2 separate regions of the Mus musculus genome follow, and region 1 is linked to region 2. Evidence: chromatin loops called from intact Hi-C (ENCODE). Cell type or tissue: heart. All regions are shown on one strand. Links, peaks and the distances in the headings refer to the core of each region. The heading gives the core; the rest is flanking DNA.

What was found. Peaks named below come from ENCODE experiments on the same cell type or tissue, not always from the same donor. Only the 100,000 strongest peaks of a DNase experiment are listed, where the experiment ranks them.
Region 1: it touches region 2 in a loop (2.6-fold over the local background); 9 of 42 quality-filtered maps call a loop at or near these places.

What each region holds. Positions count from the first base shown.
Region 1 is chr5:122,621,815-122,633,165 of GRCm38, forward strand. Gm32988 (a long non-coding RNA gene) reads left to right here and starts at 2,288. Exons shown (of 3, transcript XR_387697.3): 1 at 2,288-3,458; 2 at 5,443-5,507; 3 at 6,350-6,469. In heart, for the core only: a CTCF peak has its summit at 5,628 (motif pointing left); a DNase peak (open chromatin) is centred at 5,617; H3K27ac peaks cover 4,805 bases.
Region 2 is chr5:122,719,277-122,730,627 of GRCm38, forward strand. It overlaps P2rx4 (purinergic receptor P2X, ligand-gated ion channel 4), which reads left to right. Exons shown (of 12, transcript NM_011026.3): 6 at 5,318-5,398; 7 at 5,714-5,855; 8 at 5,954-6,090; 9 at 7,922-8,015; 10 at 8,123-8,188; 11 at 8,469-8,564; 12 at 9,011-10,462. The coding sequence ends at 9,037. It also overlaps a transcript of Camkk2 not described here. Among named protein-coding and RNA genes, the nearest start is that of P2rx4, 17 kb to the left of the region's middle. In heart, for the core only: a CTCF peak has its summit at 6,908 (motif pointing left); no DNase peak of the experiment used is centred there.

The DNA.
Region 1 (11,351 bases), core at 1,322-9,321, 98 kb before region 2:
AAACAGCTCTTGTTTCACAGTGAAGCTACACAAAGCCTGGCCTGGTTTCCTTTTTTTTTTTTTTTTTTTTTTCTTTTTTCTTTTTCTTTTTCCCCTAAACAGCAAGACTTTTATCCAAAACTCTCCATGACTTTGTTTCTGGCTCCCTGCTCCATGGTTGGCTGACAGAGGTCTTGGGCCTTTGGAAGTCATTTCTTTGACGAACCATCTACCTTGTCAGAGAACACAAGGAGAAAGAAGACCAGGCCTGTCTCTTACAAGTCTCCCAAAGCACATACATTAGTGGGTAATTGTTGTGATCGTAAAACGATAAAGAGCTAGTAAGATATGTTCTATAGGGGTGTGGGGAGGTGTGGGGGAAGAGGGTGTCTCAGAGGGCCCATGCCAAGGCATCCCTTCCCCCTCAGGGACCAGCCACACAACGGTATAGTATAGAATAGAGTTTATTCAGGGCATGGGGAGGGGAGTTAAGAGAGTAGTAGAGTCAGAGAAAGGCAGAGAGAGGGAGAGAGTAGAGAAGAGGCCAGCCATGAACACGTGGAGAGCGGGGGGGGGGGGGGAGGGTATGGAGAGCGAGAGGGCAAGAGAGGTAAGAAGAGGCAAGAGAGAGGGGAGGAGCCAAGCAGTCCCTTTTATAGTGGTCCAGGCCTACCTGACTGTTGCCAGGTAACTGTAGGGAGAAGCATACCTGGCTGTTGCCAGGTAACTGTGGGGGTGGAGTCCAGACAGAGTGCCAACAGTAATGAAATTTTCAAACAAACAAACAAACAAACAGAACCAGCCATTCAACAAATACTGAGACTCACTTATTTTCGGACCTTGTTCCAGAGGCTGGAAAGACTTGACCCATATTTCAACAAATAAAAATATTTGCTCAACTCTGCCCATGTCCATTACTACTGATGATGCAGAACATTGGCTGAGAGTCATCTGGCCTCTGCCCTCATGGACTCAGGAAACTGAAAGGAGGCAGAAATGACAGATAGGGATGAGCCCTCGGTTCTGAAGACAAGCTCTTCGAGTAGCGCCCATGAATATCTCCATTTAACACAGGACATTTCAACCTTGCCGTGGTGGACACTGAGGCTGACCAGTCCATTGCAGAGGGCTCTTTCTTTACTGTTGGATATTCAGCAGTTATCTCGGGCCTCTCCTCCATGCTTCTGTTTGGACCCATTGTGACATAGAGTTATCACCCTCTGATGGCAAATGTCTGGGGGATGGGAGGTGCCAAGGTCTGTCCTGACTGAGAATCACTGATTGAGGAGCTGGGGGAAGAGGAGATGTAGAGTGAGCAAAGAGGCTGCCTAAGGGTCACGTGACTGCGAGTAGCCCTTTTACTTTGACTTGCCTGATCCTAAACCTGGGGTCCTAACCACGACAGAGTGGAACTCTGTCTCTTTGGGAGCAGAGGGTCATGAGTTTGGATGGCTGAAATCCCCTTGTGCTCACTCCACGAAGAGAAAAGCTCTAGCCATCTGGATCCAATAAGAAGCAAACACCAAGGAAGGAGTGACCGTGGAAGGGAGCTGTAAAGGGTTGGAAGTTCATATTCTTTCCTTTCCTTGTCTCCATGACCAAAATACCTGATGAGAAGTAGCTTAAGGGAGGAAGAGTTTATTTGGGTGTGGCAGCTGGTAACGCTGCACCTGCAATCAGGAAGAGAAAGGATAGGAAGAGGGGTCTTCCTATCAACCTCAAGGCCCCTCCCCCAGTGGTGCACTTCCTCAAGCCAAGCTCCACCTCCTAGATATTCCACAGCCTTCCAAAAAACAAAAACAAACAAACAAAAAACGGCAGTTCCAATATAAGGGAACAAGATTGTTCCAACCAAGAAGAAAGGGATAGTGGGCAGGGCAAGGGGAGGGTGGGTGGTGCCTCTGCCGGCCATCAGTTAGCCAAAGGCACTTGGCCTCCTGTTCAGGGTGCACAGGTAAAAGAAATCACAGATCTGACAGCAGAAGGGCTGCACAGGTTGGTCCCCAGGCAAGAGAAGGGGTGGTTTTAGCGTGAACTTGGAGGCCACGGTGCTCTTAGAATCAGAATCCCAGGAGGAAACGTGAGCTACGTGTCACAAAGCAGGGCCCAGTGGTTACATTGTTAATGTAATGTAAGGGAAAGAGATTGAAAAGGAACCAATAGGAAGTAGGGGAACGCTGGGCAGTGGTGACGCATGCCTTTAATCCTAGCACTTGGGAGGCAGAGGCAGGCGGTTTTCTGAGTTCGAGGCCAACCTGGTTTACAAAGTGAGCTAAAAATAATAATAAAAGGGAAGTAGGGGAGCTTTCTTATCCCTCCAGTCACCTCACTCCTTCCCGTGGCCAGTTAGCTCCTGCAGCGCATGGGATTACTTTCTGATTTGCCGCCCTTCTGAAGCCCTTCTGGGATCTCTAAAATTATCCCTGACATTTCAGAAGAATTTTTTTCTTACATTTTTATTTCTCATCACATTCATGAAGCACTATCAGCTACAGAGTCAACCACGCCCTCCGCCCCCCGCGCCCCCCCCAAAGGTATGGGTGGGTTATTTCCCCTACTTCCCAGCATAGAGCCTGGAGAGAGGAAGAGCTGAGCTGGTCGACCGCACAGCTTGCTGGCGGGGACACAGCAAGCCCCCCCCTCCAAACCCTCGCTGACTTAATTCTGATCCGTTTCCCCTTTACTTTTAGTAACAAAATGGAATCCAGCTTTTGTTGCACGAGACCGAAATGTTTAGTTCGCTTATAATTATTGTGTGTCTGATGAGTTTGCATGCAGGAGCGCGCACGTCACAACAGGCGTGTGTGGCCAGGGGCTATCCTTTTGGGGGTCGGCTCTGTCTTTCCACTGTGGGGTTTGGGAGATGGAAGTCAGGTCATACGTGCTTGTACAGCAAGCACTGAGCTGCCCTGCCAACCCACAGGACAGAAATGAACTAAAACTTGAATATGCAAAGATAGGCAACCGAGTAGCGATGAGGTATATGCCTGAGAGCCCGGTGTTCACCAGGCTGAAGCAAGAGGATCGTGAATTCAATGCCATATGAACTACATGGAAAGACCCTACCTAAAAATACAGCCATACATAGAAAAATGACAATTGAATTTACTGCATAGCTGACCTTCTGATACCCGTGTCTGTACTTCCCAAGTCGAGCCATTACAAGCAGTGCCGCCACCCTAGGTTGATTCTGTGTAGGGGAACAAACCCACAGCCTTGTGCAGACTAGGCAAGCACTCTACGAACTGAGCCTCATCTCCAACCCCTTGGCCCTATAGATAAGCAACCAATGTATTCATAATGGCAAGATAACTGCCAGCTCTCGAATTCCATTTAGCCTCATATCCAACAGGACTGCCCTTGCAGACCTTCCTACCAAATGAAATTGAACCTCGTTGGTCCTGATTGGCCTGATGTGGTCATGTGCCCACCTTCTGGGAACCAATCACTGGAAACCGGGGAACAGGCCGGAAAAAGAGGTACGGACAAAGGATTAATAATAGTCTTCTCGAGGACGGTTGGCTGATGTTATCAGGAAAGGGCCTGAATGCTGAGTGAGCCTTCCTCTCATGAAAAAGATGTTTGTTACTTACAGTGGTCCTGAGGCATGCCCTCTTTTTGGGCAAGGCCTCCTTTAAACACTCTTCCTCTGTTCAAATGGACATTTGCGTCCCCCACGTTGAGCCTCCTGGATTCAACATCCCTGGGTCTCATTGAAGCGGTTTGAGAGTTCCTGGTACACAGAGAATCTGAATCACATACTGCAGCGTTGGGGCTGTATGGACGACCAGGAGACGCTGCACTTGAACCCCAATCTCTAGAAAACAGTTGGGATTGTGGTGTGGGGACTGTCAGAAGCATAGCGGCCACCTCTGAATGGCGGGTTCCTGAGATATCAGGCCTGTGCTTTTTCTTTGCTTTGTCAAAATCTCCACCATGAGAAAGAGACAAGCAGCCATGATGTAAAGGAAGTAAAGCAAGTCTGGTATAATCAACCCAGGGCCCGTGGGAGACCAGGACCCGGACTTGGTTCTCTCCTAGTCCCTCACTCCTGAAGGTAGGGACCACAGTGTCAGAACAGGTTATTGCTCCCTGTAAGCTACAGTAACGGCACCGGGGATCACCAAGACACTACTAATCGCTTTCCCACAAAATCAAGTCTCTAGTTGATAACCTGGTCTAAGTCTTTATGACAACTTCATTGTCCCGGCTTGAGATTGGGTTAGGCGGAGTCATGTGACACTTCTGGCCAATGAAATGAGAGCGCAAATGGGTTCCAGCCCCTTGGAAGTTGGTGAACGGCTGACCACACCACCTTGCAATCAGCTTGTTACATCCAAGTTACATGTTCCTTATGTTGGAGCTAATTTGAGTCGAGCTTTGCTATTACATCATCCTCTCCTACCCAGGCATCTGCTGAAGACATTGCACATGCAAACTGGCCAAACAGCCATTAGCAACAGGGAGTGGGTAGCAGAGGGTGGAGTGGGTAGCAGAGGGTGGTGGGAAGCTGCTCCTGGCGCCGAGTTCCAATGATAATCCTCTGAGGACTGTGATTGATCAAAAGCGATTTCAGTTCTAGAAGGAATCGTTAAGCGCTGGTGCAGGCGCTGAGACAGAGAAGCAGCCTGCCTAATTATCTGAAGGCAGGGCTGATACCTGGGCTAGAAATTATCTTGTATTATTGCATCAAAACACTCCACAAGGAGCCGAGAGGACCACTCAGCAGATAGGAGCACTGCTACTCTTAGAGAGAGGACCTGAGCACAGTTGCCAGTACCCACACTGAGTGTGTGTGTCACAACCACCTGTAACAGCAGCCCTAGGGGATCCCACACTGGCCTCTGAGAGGAACTTGCACTCACATACACAACGGGACATAAACTAGCATATATGCACATAACTAAAAACAGGCTGGAGAGTGGTTAAAAGCACTTGCTGCTCCTGGAAAGGACCCGAGTTCAATTCCCAGCATCCACACCAGGCAGTTCACAACCATCCTCAACTTCAGTTCCAGGGTGTCTTATGCCCTCTGGGCTTGCTGGGCATTTGCCTACGCATGGTACACACAGATGCGGTGCACATAAACATACACAGGTATACACACCTATAAAATTAAATTAAAATTTAAAAACCAACATGCTACAGGACATCTAGAGTGCATTGCTATTCTGCTTCTATTCCTGAGAATCCACTCTTAACCTCTAAGATCAAGCCAAGTGGTGAAGCAGATGAGTTTTAGGGGCCTCAGTTTTCTGACCTGTAAACTGGGATGGTTAGGATGCAAATTCTCTCATATCGACACTCAGAAAGAGCTTTGTGAGACGTAAAACAGGTAAAAGGTCACCAATGCTCTGCAGCCCAGACACAGCAGTCATGCCTTTCAATGCTGTCTAAATTTGGGACGCTTGTGACCCTGTATATGAGTCTATGGTTTAGACAGAGCCTTGTTCCGTTCCTTAGGTTTTGGAGACCCAACCTTTTCATCTGTATCCAGTGGGAAGACCTTGTTCTACTGTGCACTGAGGGTAAAATAACCTTATCTGGAAATAGTGACATACTGCATTATTATCTCACCAGGTTTTCCTGGCCAGGGTCAGACAAAAACAGTGCAGATGCCATACTGAATGTTGGTGCATTGCTGCCCTCTGCTGGTCATGCCCATAGCTCCTGGACAACAAGCAAGCCCAAGGCACAGAGTTAGCTCTCCTTGGATTGAGCAGACAGTTGAACTGGGGACTAATCTCTGATCTGCATAACAAGAGAGAGGATGAACCTATGTAGGGTCGTCTGCTCAGACTCTCAGGGTTTTCCAGTCTGGGATCTCTCTCTCTCCCCCCCCCTCTCTCTCTCTCTCTCTCTCTCTCCCTCTCCCTCTCCCTCTCCCTCTCGCTCTCGCTCTCGCTCTCGCTCTTGCTCTCGCTCTTGCTCTCTCTTTCTCTCTCTCTCCTTTGCTACCTGTGATGGCTAGTGTAGGCTGTCAAGTTGACATAATCTAGAACCTCCTGCAATAGTTGTATTTGTGCACATCCACAAGGGTGGGGGTGGGATGGGGTCATCCTAACTTGGCCCACCAGTGTAGAAACACTCTCCCACTGTGGATGGCCCCTATTCCCAGGGCTGGGCTTGTGGAGAAAGAGAAAGAACGGGAGCTGAGCGTATTCCTCCTTTTCCTCCTTCATTTTAAATATTATTTATTTAATGTATATGAGTATACTGTAGCTGTCTTCAGACACACCAGAAGAGGGCATCGGATCCCATTACAGATGGTTGAGAGCCTCCATGTGGTTGCTGGGAATTGAACTCAGGACCTCTGGAACAGCAGTCAGTGCTCCTAACCGCATATCCATTCTTATCTCTCTGCTTTCAGAGTGTGGATTCGATGTGTCCCCGTGCCACAGGCTCCCATTGCCTCGACTCTCCCTGCCATCAAAGATTCACCTTCAAATTTAACGGGGCAGTGGGCATGGGGGAATAAAGGGAGTGGGAGAAAACCCCCGTCCCACAAGAGTTCTGGTGCTCTGGGCGGGCAGATGTAGGAGGACTGTCACACCCTTTCCATGTAGCCCCGGGTGGGTGTCTGAATGTGGGAAGCTATGGACCTAGCCCACGAGGGTGGACAAGGGACAGTCTTAGATCTCTGGGCCTAAAGGAGGCCAGAGGTAACAGGTTCTCAGTATTGGGCATCCCAGACACTGCTGGACACAGCAGAAGGGCTGAGAACAAATGGGGGCCCCGGGGGCGGCTTGGTCAGCTCCTGGGTCAAAGGGAGAAGGCAGGGAGAGAGGGGGCGTTGGGTGGTTCCCATACAGGCGAGAGTCCTTGGTCCTGTTTGTGGCTGGAGTGCAGGAAGGCCTTCCTTCCAGCGGGAGGTTAGATGAGGCTCTTTAGGGAAAAGCCTATCTCATCATTCAAGCACAGTGGGCCTTGATGAGCAGATACAGTCTATGGTTTTAGAGCTTTATTGTAGAAAGGCAGGGAGAAAAAGAGAAGGTAGAAAGAAACAGAGAGGCAGGTCATGGACATGTGGAGAGAAGGGGGAAGGGAGAGAAAAAGAGAGCTGGAGATGAGAGTAAGAAAGGTGAGAGCTTAAAGAGAGTGAGGAGGGGCCAAGCAGCCCCTTTTATAGTGCACTGTGCTACCTTGCTGTTGCTAGGTAACTGTAGGGAGGAGCATACCTGGCTATAGTCAGGTAACTGTGGGGATGGACTCTAGCCAGAATGCTAGAAGTTTGAGACATTGTCTGCATGATTTATAGTCACAGAATTATGGAATTGGGGGGCTCTGTGGTGTCAGGCACTTGTCTCTGGGAACGTGGCTCACTGTTCTGTCTCTTGTAGAGTTTCCTAGTGGGTTTGTCTCTACTGGGTCACTGGAGCAAGCCTCATTCAACCAAAACAGGCTGCCTTTTACAGTTCCACAAAATTGTGATCCAGAATAAACCCATTCTTCCTCAGGAAGCTTTTGTTAGAGCAAAGAAGCTAAGAGAGCCTCAAACTGACTGGAGTTCTTGTCATTTGACATAAACCGGAGTAGCTGCCCCCAGACCCAAGGCCCTACGTTCTGCTGGGTGCTAGGTGCGTACCTCTCTTGTATCTTTTGTAAGGTAGGCTAGGAAACCAAAGCTCAGAGAGGTTAAGACACTTATCTGGGCTCAAACAGTCAATAAACTCGGACGCTAGACTTGAACTCTCTTGAGTTCAACTTCAGAGTAAAGATTCTACCACCAAAATTCAAAATAAGGCAAACCATCACAGTGACTTGTATTGAAACTATTATGTAAGAGTTCACTGAGAGAAATGGCACACACCAGCAAACCTGAAGGCATGAGCTCAATTTCTGGGTCCCATACAGTGGGAGTAAAGAAAGAGATGGCATCCACAGATTATTCTCTGACCTCAACACACACACTCACACACACACACACACACTATTGTGGGGCTATGGGCTATGCACAGACAACCTGGTCTCCAGTTGAGCTTAGGTCTTGAACCCCAGTGGGACCCGGTGGGTGGTAATTTCCACCTACATGGGAAGGAAGTCTTTTGATCGTTTCTCCTGGACCCCTGGCTCCTGTCAAAGTTACCGCCCCTACAGCCCCTCACAGGAGGGGCAAATGGCTATCAGTCACGTAGACAATATCCCAAGTTTCTGGCATTCTGACTAGACTCCTCTCCACAGTTACCTAGCAACAGCAAGATAGCCCAGCCCACTATAAGAGGGGCTGCTTGGCCCCTCCTCGCTCTCTTAAACTTTCACCTTTCTTATTCTCTAGCCTTCCTTCTCTCTCTCTCTCTCTCTCTTCCCCCTTTCTCTCCATGTGGCCATGGCCGGCCTCTCTCTCTCTCTTTCTACCTTCTCTCTTTCACCCTGACTTTCTACAATAAAGCTCTAAAACCATAGACTGTCTCTGATCATGAAGGCCCACCATGCTTGAACGATGGGACAGGCTTTCTCCTAACAAGCCCTGTCTAACTTCCCATCAGAAGGTCTTCCTATGGACCCGGACTAAGGACTCTCGCCTGTGTGGGAACCACCCAGCACCCCCTCTCCCCCTGTCCAATCCTGCCTTTCCTTATCCCCGGGGCTGAGTGCCACCCTGGGGTCCCTATTCTGTTCTCAGTTCCTCTGCCATATCCAGTGTGGGATGCCTGAGGCTGAGAACCTGGTACCTGGGGCTGCCCCTTGTCCACCACCTGCCATGTGGGGTCAGTGGCCTAACACAGCCAGATGCCCACCCCGGGCCATGTGGAAATCGTCTGGCAGTCCTCCCTCATCTGCCTACCCAGAGCACCAGAACTCTGGTGGGACACGGGCACTCTCCCACTCCCCTCTTTCCCACACACCCACGGCCCAGCACACTATGGCTCATTTGCAAATGCCACATGCTCTCATTTGAATAGACATAATCATTTTTTAATTAAAAAAAAAATCCCAGCCTGGTCTACATAGAAAGTTTCAGGACCCTCAGCTCTGCAACGGAAGATCTTGCCTCAGAAATAAAATAAAATAAAATAAAATAAAATAAAGCAAAATGATGGTTTAAATTAATGTATGTTTTGAATGCCTAAATGTGCCAAGTGGTACTTTCTGGGCAAACCATGATGAAGCAATGGTAAAGGGAAGGTCTTTAGAACAGCTGCCATGAGCTGGTGATGGTGTGGTGGAAGAATTCTGCTCTTAGATTTTTACCCCCAAAGAGTTAAAAAAAAAACAAAAACAAAAAACAGTCGCCCAAACACATCCTTGCAAAAGAGAACTTGCCTAGAGCAGCACCTTGCACAGTAACCCAAAGATGGAGCCGGTGCACTTAACCACTGAGCCATCTCTCCACCCCTCTTTCTAGTCTTCATAGAGAAGTCATGACTAGCCTCCAGCCAGCCAACAGTCTGGCCACACCAGGGTCTATTGACTTCAGGTTGAGGCTGGAAAGGGAAGCAGGGCATAGTCGTAGTCACTGTTGTATTGCAGTGCTGAGACACTGTGACCAACTCAACCCTTATCAAAGAAAGCATTGCTTACAGTTTCAGAGGCCATTATCGTCGTGGTGGGGAGTGTGGTAGCAGGCAAGTATGGTGCTGGAGAAGCAGCTGAGAGCTACATCCTGATCCAAAAGGAGAGAGAGAGAGAGAGAGAGAGAATGGGAGACTTTCAAAGAGTTCCACTCCAGTGACTAAGCACTCAAATATGAACCTATAAGGACCGTTCTTATTCAAACCACCACGGGCATGCATGGCAGAAAAAATATATACTAGTCTTTGCAACAATTAAACAATAAATAGTGGAATTCTGAACCTGGATATGGACTGGTCACTATCCTTGTTTTCCAAGAACTTATAGCTCATCACCATCATCACCACAATCATCATCACTGCCACCACCATCACCATGATCATCATCAGTATTACCATCACTATCATCACCATCATCACTGTCATCATAGTCATTACCATCATCATCACCACCACCACCATCATCATCATCATCAACACCATCATCATGTTAATAGTTGCAGTTCATTGGACTTTGGGCATGGTGTTTATTCTTAGAAATCTCACACAATTCCCTTAATGAGAATTAGGCAATCAGAGCTCTTTCTTTGTGAATAGCAACCCCAGGGACACTTGAGATTTAAAATGTGCATTTCAGAGAAACAATACAGATATTCAACTTGCTCTTCATCAGAGCTGCTGCTGAGTGGTAGGTAGAGCCTAAAGGGAAGGCAACGGTCAGGGCATGTAGATGCTAAGTGGGAGAGTGTTACTGGGGGGTGGGTAAGCAAAAAGCAAGAGAGATGATGGGTGTAAGTACCTGGGGAACGGCTTGAGTCCATAAGATGGGCAGTGAGAAGAAAGACTTTAATGGGAACTGTCTTAGTTAGGGTCTTACTGCTGTGAAGAGACACCATGACCAAGACAAGTCTTAGAAGGACAACATTTAACTGGGGCTGGCTTACAGGTTCAGAGGTTCAGTTCATTATCATCAAGGCAGGAGCATGGCAGCATCCAGACAGGCATGGTGCAGGAGGAGCTGAGAGTTCCACCTCTTGTTCTGAAGGCAGTTAGGAGAAGGCTGGCTTCCAGGCAGCTAGGATGAGGGTCTCAAAGCCCACGTCCACAGTAACACACCTACTCCAACAAGGCCACACCTCCTAATAGTGTCACTCCCTGGACCAAGCGTATACAAACCACCACAGGTGCAATGAGTTGGGTGGGAAAGCACAAAGCCCTGGGCTCGGCGGCCACACCCTCTCCTCTTCAGCAGGAGTCAGGATCAAGGGTTTCTTTCCACTTCTTATTCTTGAGCCCCCCCCCCACACACACACACACATTCTGAGCTTAGCCCCCTGACCTGTTCCTTGGCGCTCATCTCTCTTCCTGTTCACTGATCCTGCCTTTTCCTGCAGTACCATGGCCTGGTAACTTAACCGTAGCTCCAGCCTATTCCATTGGCTTCTCCCTTTGGTCTGGGTCTCTTGAGACCTCTCTGATGGAGACCCACAACACAGGCCCATGAGAGTCAAGGTCACTGGCATGAAGGTGCTGTCTGTCTACGCAGAATGAGTTTGCATTGTTAAGTGACTCGAGTGTATGTAACTGGTGGTAATCCTGTGTCACACTATGAGGATTTATTATGCTAAGGTGGGGCGGTAGGGGATGGCACTTCACAGAAAAGAGGAGAGAAGCTGCACTTAGGTCAGGCTTGCTTGGGAGCAAGTCTCTGTTGGGGATATCCGGGAAAGAGATGAAGCTGGCAATTCCTCACTAAGACAGAAGTGTTTCAGAGAGAGAGAGAGAGAGAGAGAGAGAGAAAGAGAGAGAGAGAGAGAGAAGTTTTAGGGTTAAAAAGGAGCTGCCATCAGGTACATATGG
Region 2 (11,351 bases), core at 2,045-10,044:
GTGACAGAGAGGGTGAGGTGAGCCCCTGTGCTGGATATTTTTTTGTGTGCACTCTTGTTCCATGAGTCGGGTCACGAGTAGGGCCATTCTTCAATGAGAGGGTGGTTGTCAACCACAGAGCGAGGAAGCCACAAGGGTTTGTCACTTGTGACAAGGCCGCAGGTGACTTACGTGTGCTGGAGCACAGTCAGTTGGAGGTAACCAACAGGAAACAGTTCCTGGGGTATGGTCTTGTTTTTTGTTTTTTTTTTCTCCCCAGACAGGGTTTCTCTGTGTAGCCCTGGTTATCCTTGAATTCACTCTGTAGGCCAGGCTGGCTTCAAATTCAGAGCTATGCCTGCCTCTGCCTCCCGAGTGCTGGGACTAAAGATGCGTGTGACCACCATCCTGCTGGTCTTGTATCTTTTTTAAAGATCCTCAATATGTACTCCGGGATGGCTTTGAATTTTTTTGATATTTTTTAAATTACATTTGTATGTGTATAATTATGAAGTTTGGAAAATAACTTGCGAGTCAGCCCCCTCCGTCTACCATTTTGGACCAGGAATGGAATTCAAATCCTTTGGCATCGCAGCAAGTTATTTACCCACTGAGTCACAGCAGCAGCCAAGCCCAAACTCTTTTTTTTTTTTTTAATTTTAAATTTATTTTTTTACACTCTATATTTTATCCACCCGCCCCCATCCATCCTCCGACTGTTCCATATCCCATATCTCCTCCTCACTCCCCTGTCTCCATGTGGATGTCCCCACCCCCTACCCCACCTGACCTCTAAACTCCCTGGGGCCTCCAGTCTCTTGAGGGTTAGGTGCATCATCTCTGAATGAACATAGACCCAGCAGTCCTCTGCTGCATATGTATTAGTGGCCTCATATCAGCTGAAATATGCTACCTGCTTGGTGGACCAGTGTTCGAGAGATCTCAGGGGTCCAGATTTATTGAGACTGCTGGTCCTCCTACAGGGTCGCCCTTCTCCTCAGCCTCTTTCAGCCTTTCCCTAGTTCACCCCACAGGGGTCATCTGCTTCTGTCCATTTCCTGCCTCAGCTTTCCAAGTATTGGGAACACTGGCATAAGCTATCATAACCTGGCTTTGGGTGTCTCAAGCACCATGCCCACATAACCCCCAACCCCAACACACACACACACACACACACACACACACACACAGACACACACACACACACACACACACACACACACACACACACACACACAATCAGCACAGAAAAGACTGAGCCAGGCTAGGTCTGGGGATCACAGAGTACCAGGTTCCTCTTGCCTCTGCCTTCCTCAGGGTAGCCTCCTCTGCATCCCTGGGCTTATGTCTCCCATCCTGGATGTGCAGTCCAGACCTGTCCATCACTGTGTCACCCGTGAAACTCCTCAACCCATAAGCATGGCTTCTCAGCTTGGACTTGGGTCCCATACCTGCCTCAGGCGCTAGGTCTGCCATCAGTACAGCCCAAAATGTACAGGCTAAGGCAGGGGGAGGGAGGCCTAGCTTCCAAAGGAGACTGGGAACTCTGTTGCCAAGGAAAAGAGGTGGGGAAATTGTCAAAGCAAGGTCATAAACAACAGCTGGTTCTAGGGGCCCTGAACACCATCTTCCCAGTCACATCTGGGCTTAGCATAGGTGGAGGCAGAGGCTGCGCGTAGAGACCTGCATGGAGCCTGCGTTTCTGTGGTGTTCAGTCCTATGTGAGACTTGGGGAGCAGGAAGCTATGGCGCTCGGCCTGGATGAACTACCACTGGGAGAAACCTGGTGGCTCAGGCACAGGAGAAGTACCAAGAGGAAGGGATCCTGGGGTATGATGGGTCCCGGGAAGCATCTTTGGTAACTGTAGTCTCCAGCACTGGGGCTGCTGGCCACTTGCTGCTGTTGAGGTTTGTGAAGTACTGGGTCTAAAGTAATGTGTTCTACTGATGTGACATGTTGTAGGTTCCAAAAACTATGACCAAGGCACATGGCATAAGACCTGATTCATATTTGATGTTGGCCATATAATATATCCAAGTCATATTACATGCTGGGATAGTATATACTAAATGTCACTTTCTTTCTACATTTAAAAAAAAATTGGGGGTGGGGGTGGGGTTGAGACAGGGTTTCTCTGTTTAGCCCTGGCTGTCCTGGAACTCACTTTGTAGACCAGGCTGGCCTCGAACTCAGAAATCTGCCTGCCACTGCCTCCCAAATGCTGGGATTAAAGGTGTGCGACACCACGCCTGGCTCATTTAAAATTTCCTAAAGAGGCAGGGCATGATGGTGCATGCTTTTAATCCCAGCACTCAGGAGGCAGAGGCAGATCTCTTGTGAAATCGAGGCCAGCCTGGTCTATGTAGTGAGTTCCAGGACAGCCAGGGCTATGTAAAGAAGCCTTCTCTCAAAAACACAAATTTAATTAATTATATTTCTTAGAGATTCTTCTTAGAAAATACATGTATATGTGTATCAAGTGCCTGTGGTATCCAGATAATCTGGAGTTATAAGCAGCTGGGATCCACCTGAGCTCAGGTGAAAGAGCCCTTAACTCTCACCCTCTCCTTTACTTAAAAAAAGCTTCTCAAATGATAATATAATTATACAATTTCCCTCCCTTCATCCTTCCCACTCCTCCTGTATATCTCTACCCCAGCTCCCTCTCAAAGTCAGAGATGCACGTTTTTCTTTCTTTTGCTACTGTTTTACACACACACACACACACACACACACACACACACACACACACACACACACATAAATCCAACCAGCTCTGCTGACTGGGCCAGTAAGATGGATCAGTAGAAAAGGACACTTGCAGCTGAGCCGAGTTCTAGCCCTGGAACCCTCATGGTTGAAGGCGAGAACCAACGTGCACATGGTCATCTGACCCTCTATGCTTGTGCACACGATGATTTTTTTTTTTGTGTAAATGTGGTCTCCAGAAAACTTGCAGAAGTATGGTGTAGAGCAGTCATGCCGGTGCGTGCCTGTGATTCAGCACTCAGGAAGCTCAGGCAGGAGGGTGCTAAGTCTAGGACCAGTCTGGGATATATGGACTCTGTCTGAAGAAATAATTCTTTTTTTTTTTGGTTTTTCGAGACAGGGTTTCTCTGTATAGCCCTGGCTGTCCTGGAACTCACTTTGTAGACCAGGCTGGCCTCGAACTCAGAAATCCACCTGCCTCTGCCTCCCAAGTGCTGGGATTAAAGGCGTGCGCCACCACGCCCGGCCCTGAAGAAATAATTCATGCTGGGCTGTGATCGTGCACATCTTTAACCCCAGCACTCAGGAATCGAGGGCAGGTAGGATCTCTATGAGTTCGGGGCCAGCCTGGTCTACAGAGTGAATTCTGGGACAGCCAGGAATACACAGAGATACCCTGTCTGGAAAACTCCAAACATCAGAAGGAGAAGAAATCACAATGTGGCTTAGATTGTGTTTGACAATGTATCTATACCAGACAGCACTGTTTCAGGTCAGCTCTGAAGATTCATATAAAAAGGTTGTGCGTGTGGCACGGGCTTCTGATCTCAGTGCTGTGGATGTGGAAGCCAGGATCCTTTGGGTTCACTGGCCAGCTGGCCTAGTCTGACTGGTGAGCTCCAGGCCAATAAAAGGCCTTGTCTCAGAGGTAGACTGTGTTCATGAAGAAGACACCTCCAGATATACATACAGACATAAAGCCTGCATGTCCACACAGCACTCAAAAGAGATATATCCACTCTTTTTCTGTCCCTTCCTTTTGATTGAAGAGGAAAGCCTGACTTGGGGTATCTTGGTTATCACCTCCTGATTTGTGTTTCTTTCTTTTTTTTTTTTTTAAGATTTATTTATTTATTATATGTAAGTACACTGTAGCTGTCCTCAGATACTCCAGAAGAGGGCATCAGATTTCGTTATGGATGGTTGTGAGCCACCATGTGGTTGCTGGGATTTGAACTTCAGACCTTCAGAAGAGCAGTCGGCACTCTTAACCACTGAGCCATCTCGCCAGCCCCCTGATTTGTGTTTCTTACTAAGACTAAGCTCCAGACCACAGACCCTACATAGACAATAATATTAACTACAAGTTTTAATATCACTTTTTGGGGGGTTAAGTGAGAGCACCTCAACTTTAATAAATGCATACAAATTGTGGTATGCCCATACAATGGAATATTACTTTGCCTTGTAAAAGAATCAAGCTCACCTAAGAACTTTCTTGGAGTCAGTGACCCTCCTGGCTCAGTCTTCCCAGTGCTGGGATAGCAGGGATGGGCCATAATATCTCACTAAAGGGACTCATTTTAAAATGGCTAATCTTTTTTTTTTTTTAGTTGAATTTCACTTCATTTTTTGAAAAGGAAAAAATTTTAAAAAGTGTTGCCTGTGGGGTGCACTGGTATTAGGAGGTATGATACCGAAAATGACATTAGTGGAAAAGCCCGGTTGTGACCCCCTCCCTCTTGATAAGGAATGGAGACCTTGAGTTTGAATCAGCTCCAGGCCCTCTCTTAGCATCAGAAAGTGTCTGGCTGGACTTCCCTCATCAGGTGGCCCGCTGTGGCTTTGCTGCTGATGAGGGGCTGAGATTACTGAATCTATTTATAACTTCAAAAGTCTCGTCTGTCTCAGAAGAGGCCTCCTCCACAGAGGGGTCAGACCTACATCTTATTTTCTTTTCTTTTTTTTAAGATTTATTGATATACATAGGTACACTGTAGGTGTCTTCAGACACACCAGAAGAGGGCATCAGATCTCATTACGAATGGTTGTGAGCCACCATGCAGTTGTTGGGATTTGAACTCAGAACCTTTGGAAAAGCAGTCAGTGCTCTTAACTGCTGAGCCATCTCTCCAGACCCACATTTCTGAATTCTTACAGAAAAAAAAAATTCACCCAAGAAACGAGTCCCCTTGGGGACAGACTCACCTTGTATTGTCAGCCGCAGGCTGGTGTGGCACCTCTTAGAGCTTTCTGGCAGTATAGTTTCCTTTACAGCAAGGTCAGAATGTCCCTGCTGGCGAACTCCTCTGTGTTTTGACTTATAAAACCAGATCCAAGGAGCATCCATAACCCATGAACGCCTTAAAGGCAAACTGGAGGCCAGCAGATGCTAGGCAATCATGGTGGCCACAGCCAGCATCCCTTTCATTGAATGCTTTGGGCAGGAAGTTCTGCCTCTTCAGAGGAAGGATCCGGAAGGCCTGGTGACCCTAGTGTGACACAAAAGAGGATAGAAAATGCCAGATGTTCCCATTCTCCTTGCGAGAGTGGCGCTGTAAACTGTCGGAAAGGTGGCACCGACCGCAATGCGCATGTGTGTAATAACCTGTACAATTCCTTTTCCAGGCCAGCTTTTTTAAAGGCTGCAGAAAACTTCACCCTCTTGGTAAAGAACAACATCTGGTACCCCAAGTTTAATTTCAGCAAGTAAGTGGGGGCCGGGCAATAGGCATTCACGCGCCTCTTAAAAAGAACTTCTGGGGGCTGAGAGATGGCTCAACGGTTAAGAGCACTGACTGCTCTTCCGAAGGTCCTGAGTTCAAATCCCAGCAACCACATGGTGGCTCATAACCATCCATAACGAGATCTGGTGCCCACTTCTGGTGTCTGAAGACAGCTACAGTGTACTTACATATAATAAATAAATAAAATTAAAAAAAAAAAAAAGATTTATAAAAAAGAACTTCTGGCTCTCCCCGAAGCTGCCCTTGCTCAGACTCTCTGCTTCCTCCCCTACTTCAGGAGGAATATCCTCCCCAACATTACCACCTCCTACCTCAAGTCGTGCATTTATAATGCGCGGACGGATCCCTTCTGCCCCATATTCCGTCTTGGCCAAATCGTGGCGGATGCGGGCCACAGCTTTCAGGAGATGGCAGTGGAGGTAGGTGCCAGCATGGTTTTCCTCGCATCTTACCTGCCCCAGGATCCCGGCCCCAGCGTGAGCTTGAGTTCCGAAAGCCTCCCCTGCTTTCCCCACAGGGAGGCATCATGGGTATCCAGATCAAGTGGGACTGCAACCTTGACAGAGCTGCCTCCCACTGCCTGCCCAGATATTCCTTCCGGCGCCTCGACACTCGGGACTTAGAACACAACGTGTCTCCTGGCTACAATTTCAGGTACCGCTCACGCGTTGGGAGGATGCGTACATGTGGTTCAAGCCCAGGGCACATCCTGAGACCTGTCTCACTAAAATATAAGAGGCTGCACTGAGCCGGGCGGTGGTGGCACACGCCTTTAATCCCAGCACTTGGGAGGCAGAAGCAGGCGGATTTCTAGGTTCGAGGCCAGCCTGGTCTACAAAGTGAGTTCCGGGGCAACCAGGGCTATACAGAGAAGCCCTGTCTCGAAAAGAAAAAAAAAAAAAAAAAAAAAAAAAAAAGAGGCTGCACTGAAACTAGCCAGCTGAAGATGCTGCTGTATCTGTTTCCCCGGGCTCTAGTAACAGATGACACCGAACAGCTCGAAACAACAGAATTTTATTCTTCGATAGTTCTGAAACCAGAAGTCTGTAGGATTATGTTGCTGTGAACTCTGCGGTCTGATGCCGTAAACTCCTGAACCCCCACCATCACCCCAAGTGCTGGGATTAGAGGTGTGCACCCGCCACACCCACCTTCTCTCTTCTATTTATGGACGGCTAGGAACTTGCTGTGTAGACCGGGTTGGTTCGATCTTCTCTTCAAGAACATTAGATTTAGGGTTAACCTTAATCTGGCATGACCTCTCTTTAACTAATTACATCTGCAAAATAAGATCACCTTTGCAGGTGGAGATGAATTTGAGAAGGGACACTATTAAATCCAGGACACCTGGGAATGTGAGCGAGGCCTGGGAACACCATTGCCATTTTTCAAAAGCAGCCAAATCCTGTGTACAGTTAACGAGCATTTATTTGCTAGGTCAGTTTTCAAAGTTGCCCTTGACTCCCTCTAGTGGTAGCTTGTGGTATCAAATTTGCGTGGGGTAGTAAGAAGGCTTTCTTGAGACTAGGGCAGCTATTCGAACTCCCCCCAACCCCCACACCAGGGTGGGGTCAGATTTGTATGGTTCTGTCTCTGTCTCAGGGTTCTTAGGGGCCACGGTGGAGACCTAAAGCTTGGAATCCTAGAACTGAGAAGTTGACGGATCTCACACACACCCAGACCGTAGCCAGCACCAGTCTCACCTGAGGGTCCCAAGCCTGGACCAATAGCATAGAAGCTGTGGCACAGATAAATCCCAGACTTGAGATTCTGATAGAAAGCTAACTAAGGCTGGGGCCGGGCAGAGCGGTGATAGGGGCAAGGTTTCTTCGGAGAATCTCCATATTGCATATTTAGGAACTAATTGACCTTTTAGTTTCCCGGGACAGCTGGGATTACAGACTTCCCTGGTTTGCATTCTGTAGCCTGGAGGGTGAGCTGAGTTGGTGTCTTATCTCAATTGTGTATCTCAATCCAGCCAATGAGACTAAAATGGCAGGTGGTAGCCAGGGGGGGAGCCCAGAGGCGTGGTGTATCCCACCTGGAGCCAAGCTCCAGCCGGGCTGTGAGCCCCGGGGCTGGCTCAGTCCCCATCCTTCCATGCAGTCTTGTAGATCCCCACTGGCTGACAAGTTCTGTTAGTGCACAGGGTCCCCTGGAGAGAGGCAGGGGATGATGATATGACCCAGCTGTATCATCAGGAAGGCCGTTCAGAGCAAAAGGGCTCCCATCCTGGGGTAGGATGCTGGTGGCAGAGGAGTCCCTCTGCTCCTCCGGGAGGGGTCCTGGCTCCTCCTGCTACATTGCCTCACATTAACTAGGAGGCTGACCTGGGGGGGGGAGGGTGCTTGGTGTCTGCGAAGCCACTGGAGCAACTCGTTAACCAAGACAAGTTGTGCTCAGGGACTTGGGTCCTGCGCTAACAGTCCCTGCCTGGGACCCCAAGATCTGCACTTATTCTCCACCCTACCCTCTTTTCCTCCAGGTTTGCCAAGTACTACAGGGACCTTGCTGGCAATGAGCAACGCACACTCACCAAGGCATATGGCATCCGCTTTGACATCATCGTGTTTGGAAAGGTAGGCCCTCCTCTGAACCCTGCTTGGAGAGAGAAAGCCTCCCACTGTCCTATTTTCTGTCATCACCCCCATTAGAACACTTTGGTTCTCCTCCTGTCTTCCGCCAGGCTGGCAAGTTTGACATCATCCCAACCATGATCAATGTTGGCTCTGGCTTGGCGCTCCTAGGGGTGGTGAGTGTTTTAGAGCGGTTTCCTTGTCTGGACCTTTCTTACTCGTCAGCAGCTTAGTGAGCAAGCGCTGGCCTTCCCCTAAACCTCAGACTTGACTCTAGACTGGATGCCGTTTGGGGTGAGGAGAAAGATTCCCTAGAAATCCCACCTCTGAGACCAAGCCGGTTGGTCTCAGTCCAGTCTGATGCAGAGAAACGGAGATGCCATTCCTCCTTGGTAGGTTAGATCTCAGAGGAAGGGGGTCTTATAAAGCATCCTGGTTTATTCTGTGCTAAATCAGGCGACCGTGCTGTGTGACGTCATAGTCCTCTACTGTATGAAGAAGAGATACTACTACCGGGACAAGAAATATAAGTATGTGGAAGACTACGAGCAGGTAAGCACCTGTACCCAGCGCAGGCACGAAGTGTGAGCGTCTTGCCTTTGTCCCTTGTCCCCACGGAGAGCACCGAGCAAAGGCCCTTCTACCGAGGCTGGCACGGGTCAGCTGATCACCCCAGCAGTTACACCTGTAGTAGCATGGCTTTTCCTCTCTTCAGATAGACTCCCTCTTTAAAACCCAGCTGTGTCTTACCTTCTATTTATCACTGTCACACCTTGACTGTGACAATGGATCTCCATCCACATGGTACTTTCATTCATCCTCAGAACGAGGGTTTTGTACCTTACTGTGAGACTCTCTAGAACTAACTGGAGACCTCTCTGTTGCTAAGATCTCCCCACAAGCCCTCAGGAGAGGCACCAAGCCGCTGCCTGCCGTAGGTGGTTGGGGATCTGGTGGCAACACGGGCTGGGTAGTCACTCGTTTACCCCTCTTCGCAGGGTCTTTCCGGAGAGACGGACCAGTGATGCCTAACCCTACATTTCAATCCCACTCAGCCTGTGATGCAGAAATATGGGAGACTTGGCTGCTGCGTCTGTCACTCTAGAGACGGTTCCAGAGTCTCACTCGGTCTCCACTCCACAAATACTCAGGGTTGCCCGAGCACGTCTTGTATTGTTTTTTTGTGGGTTTTGAGCCCGGGTCCTGCTCTGCAGCTCAGATGGGCTTCAGATTCAAGATCCTCCTGCTTCAACCTCCAGGGGTGCTGGAATCCCACACGTCCATAACAGCACCCACTTCCCACGGGAGTTCCGGCATTTTTACATTTTACAGGTTCATTGTACACATCTCAGGCTGGCCTCAAACTCCAAGACATCCAAGAAACCCTATTAATCTCATTGTGCATATGGGGGGGGGGTCATTTGCACACTACACACAATGGATTTCTGGTGTGCTGTTGGCTGGGTCACCTGTTGCTTATACAATGTGAGTGTACTGAGGTAAGGGGAATATGGGAGCAGAGACACGGCTGTGGCTTACGGACAGGCCCAGTCCTTGGAGGCACAGCAGCTCTGTCCAAGCACTTTATAAGGAAGGAGGCTCCCCCAGGTGCCGTCAGGAGGCCTGGGATACTATTCCTCTTCCCTATGACCAGAGAAGTTGTCCTCGGAACAAAGGCAGGGTTAGCTTTTCCTTTCATAAGGGCTGTGTTGAAATGACCTAGGACCAAACATTAAAGAAAATAATGTTTTTAAAAGATCCTTGTCTGTGCTGCCTCCCGGCTTGTGAGCCGGATCCGCCTTACATTATTAAAGTTGTCAGCATACAAACGGAGCCACCAAACAAGGCTGGGGTGGGAGGTCCTTGTGTGGTATCTGCCTGTTGGTAAGATTATGTATATGCACATTCTTGCAGTGAAGGTCACTTCCAGGAGCAGCTAGATTTTCTATCCGCTGCTTCCGTCTCTGCCTGAGGTAAATCCGTGACCAGAACTTGTACTTCCCAACAGCGGCATAAGTCCTCTTCTTACCTTTCAAAGTTTGCCTTGGCTTTCTGGCTGTAACAACATGCCGCCTCTGTCCTGCCCTAACCCACAGGGCACTCGCATCCCACACGGCACCCTCCACCATCTCTAAAGAGACTCCTTGCTTTGGAGAGCCTCTTCCTGTCAGTATTTGTCTGTGACAGCCTCCTGTGGGCTAGCCAGCCATGCTCAGGAAAGCTCACGTTGCTTCTGGCAAGAGGTTTTGTTTCTTATGGCGCTGGGGGCAAGACTTATGAAATGGTTTTAAGGAGACGCTGGTTTGTGTTGTTTGTTTGTTTTTGAGACAGGGTTTCTCTGTGTAGCCCTGGCTGTCCTGGAACTCAAGCTGTAGACCAGGCTGGCTTTGAACTCCTAGAAACCTGCCTGCCTCTGCCTTCAAGTACGGGAATTAAAAGCGTGCAGCACCACTGCTGGGCTGTTTTGGTTTTTTTTAGAGGTCACATCATATGGCTGGGGGTGGCTATATGGTTAAGAGCCCCTGCTGCTCTTGCAGAGGACCTGAGTTCAGTCTCCAGCTCCCATGTCTGTAGTGTCACCACTGACTGTAACTCCATCTCCAGGGGATAACATTTGCCTGTCCTTCACAGGCAACCATATGACACGTGCATACCCAGAGACACACATACATTCACATAGAAATGATTTTTTTTAGGTGTCGCCTAAACACAGATCAAATGGAACTGGAAGTTTTAGGGAGTAGGTCCCCCTAAATTCACATTTTAGAAACTGGACCTCTGGCTTGAGAAGACGAGGGGACGGAGCCTCTTGGAGGGGACAAGCACTCCTCCTTCATGAATGGGTTTAAGCGCCTTATCAAAAGGGCTTAAGAGAGGGACTCGTGGCTTTGTGCTCCTTCTGTGTGTTAGACATCCTGGAAGGAGAGGGCACACCTCAGCAGACCTAGTATCTGCAGGAATGGTGTTCCTGGCCTCCAGAAAATTGGGGCATTTCTATTTGCAAATCAGACAGTTTGTGGCACTCTGTTACAGCAACTTCTGTCACAGAAGACTGGGTCATTCTTTGTTTACTATCTCAGGGGCTGAGAACCCATGATGGCACTGTCCCACTGCTGGGTGTGAGGGATGATATTTGTGGTACTGTTGGCCTCGCTCACCCGGGGTCATCTTGTATTCGGCGGCAGCATCTCTGCTCATGGGCACAGCCAGGAAGGGTAGGAGTCGATGACAGGATCCCTCACTCACACATGCACGCGTGGGCTGCTGGGACTCCCTGAAGCCCCTCAAGCCTGCAGTGAGGAACCCTGGGAAATGGCTTCTACACACACACACACACAC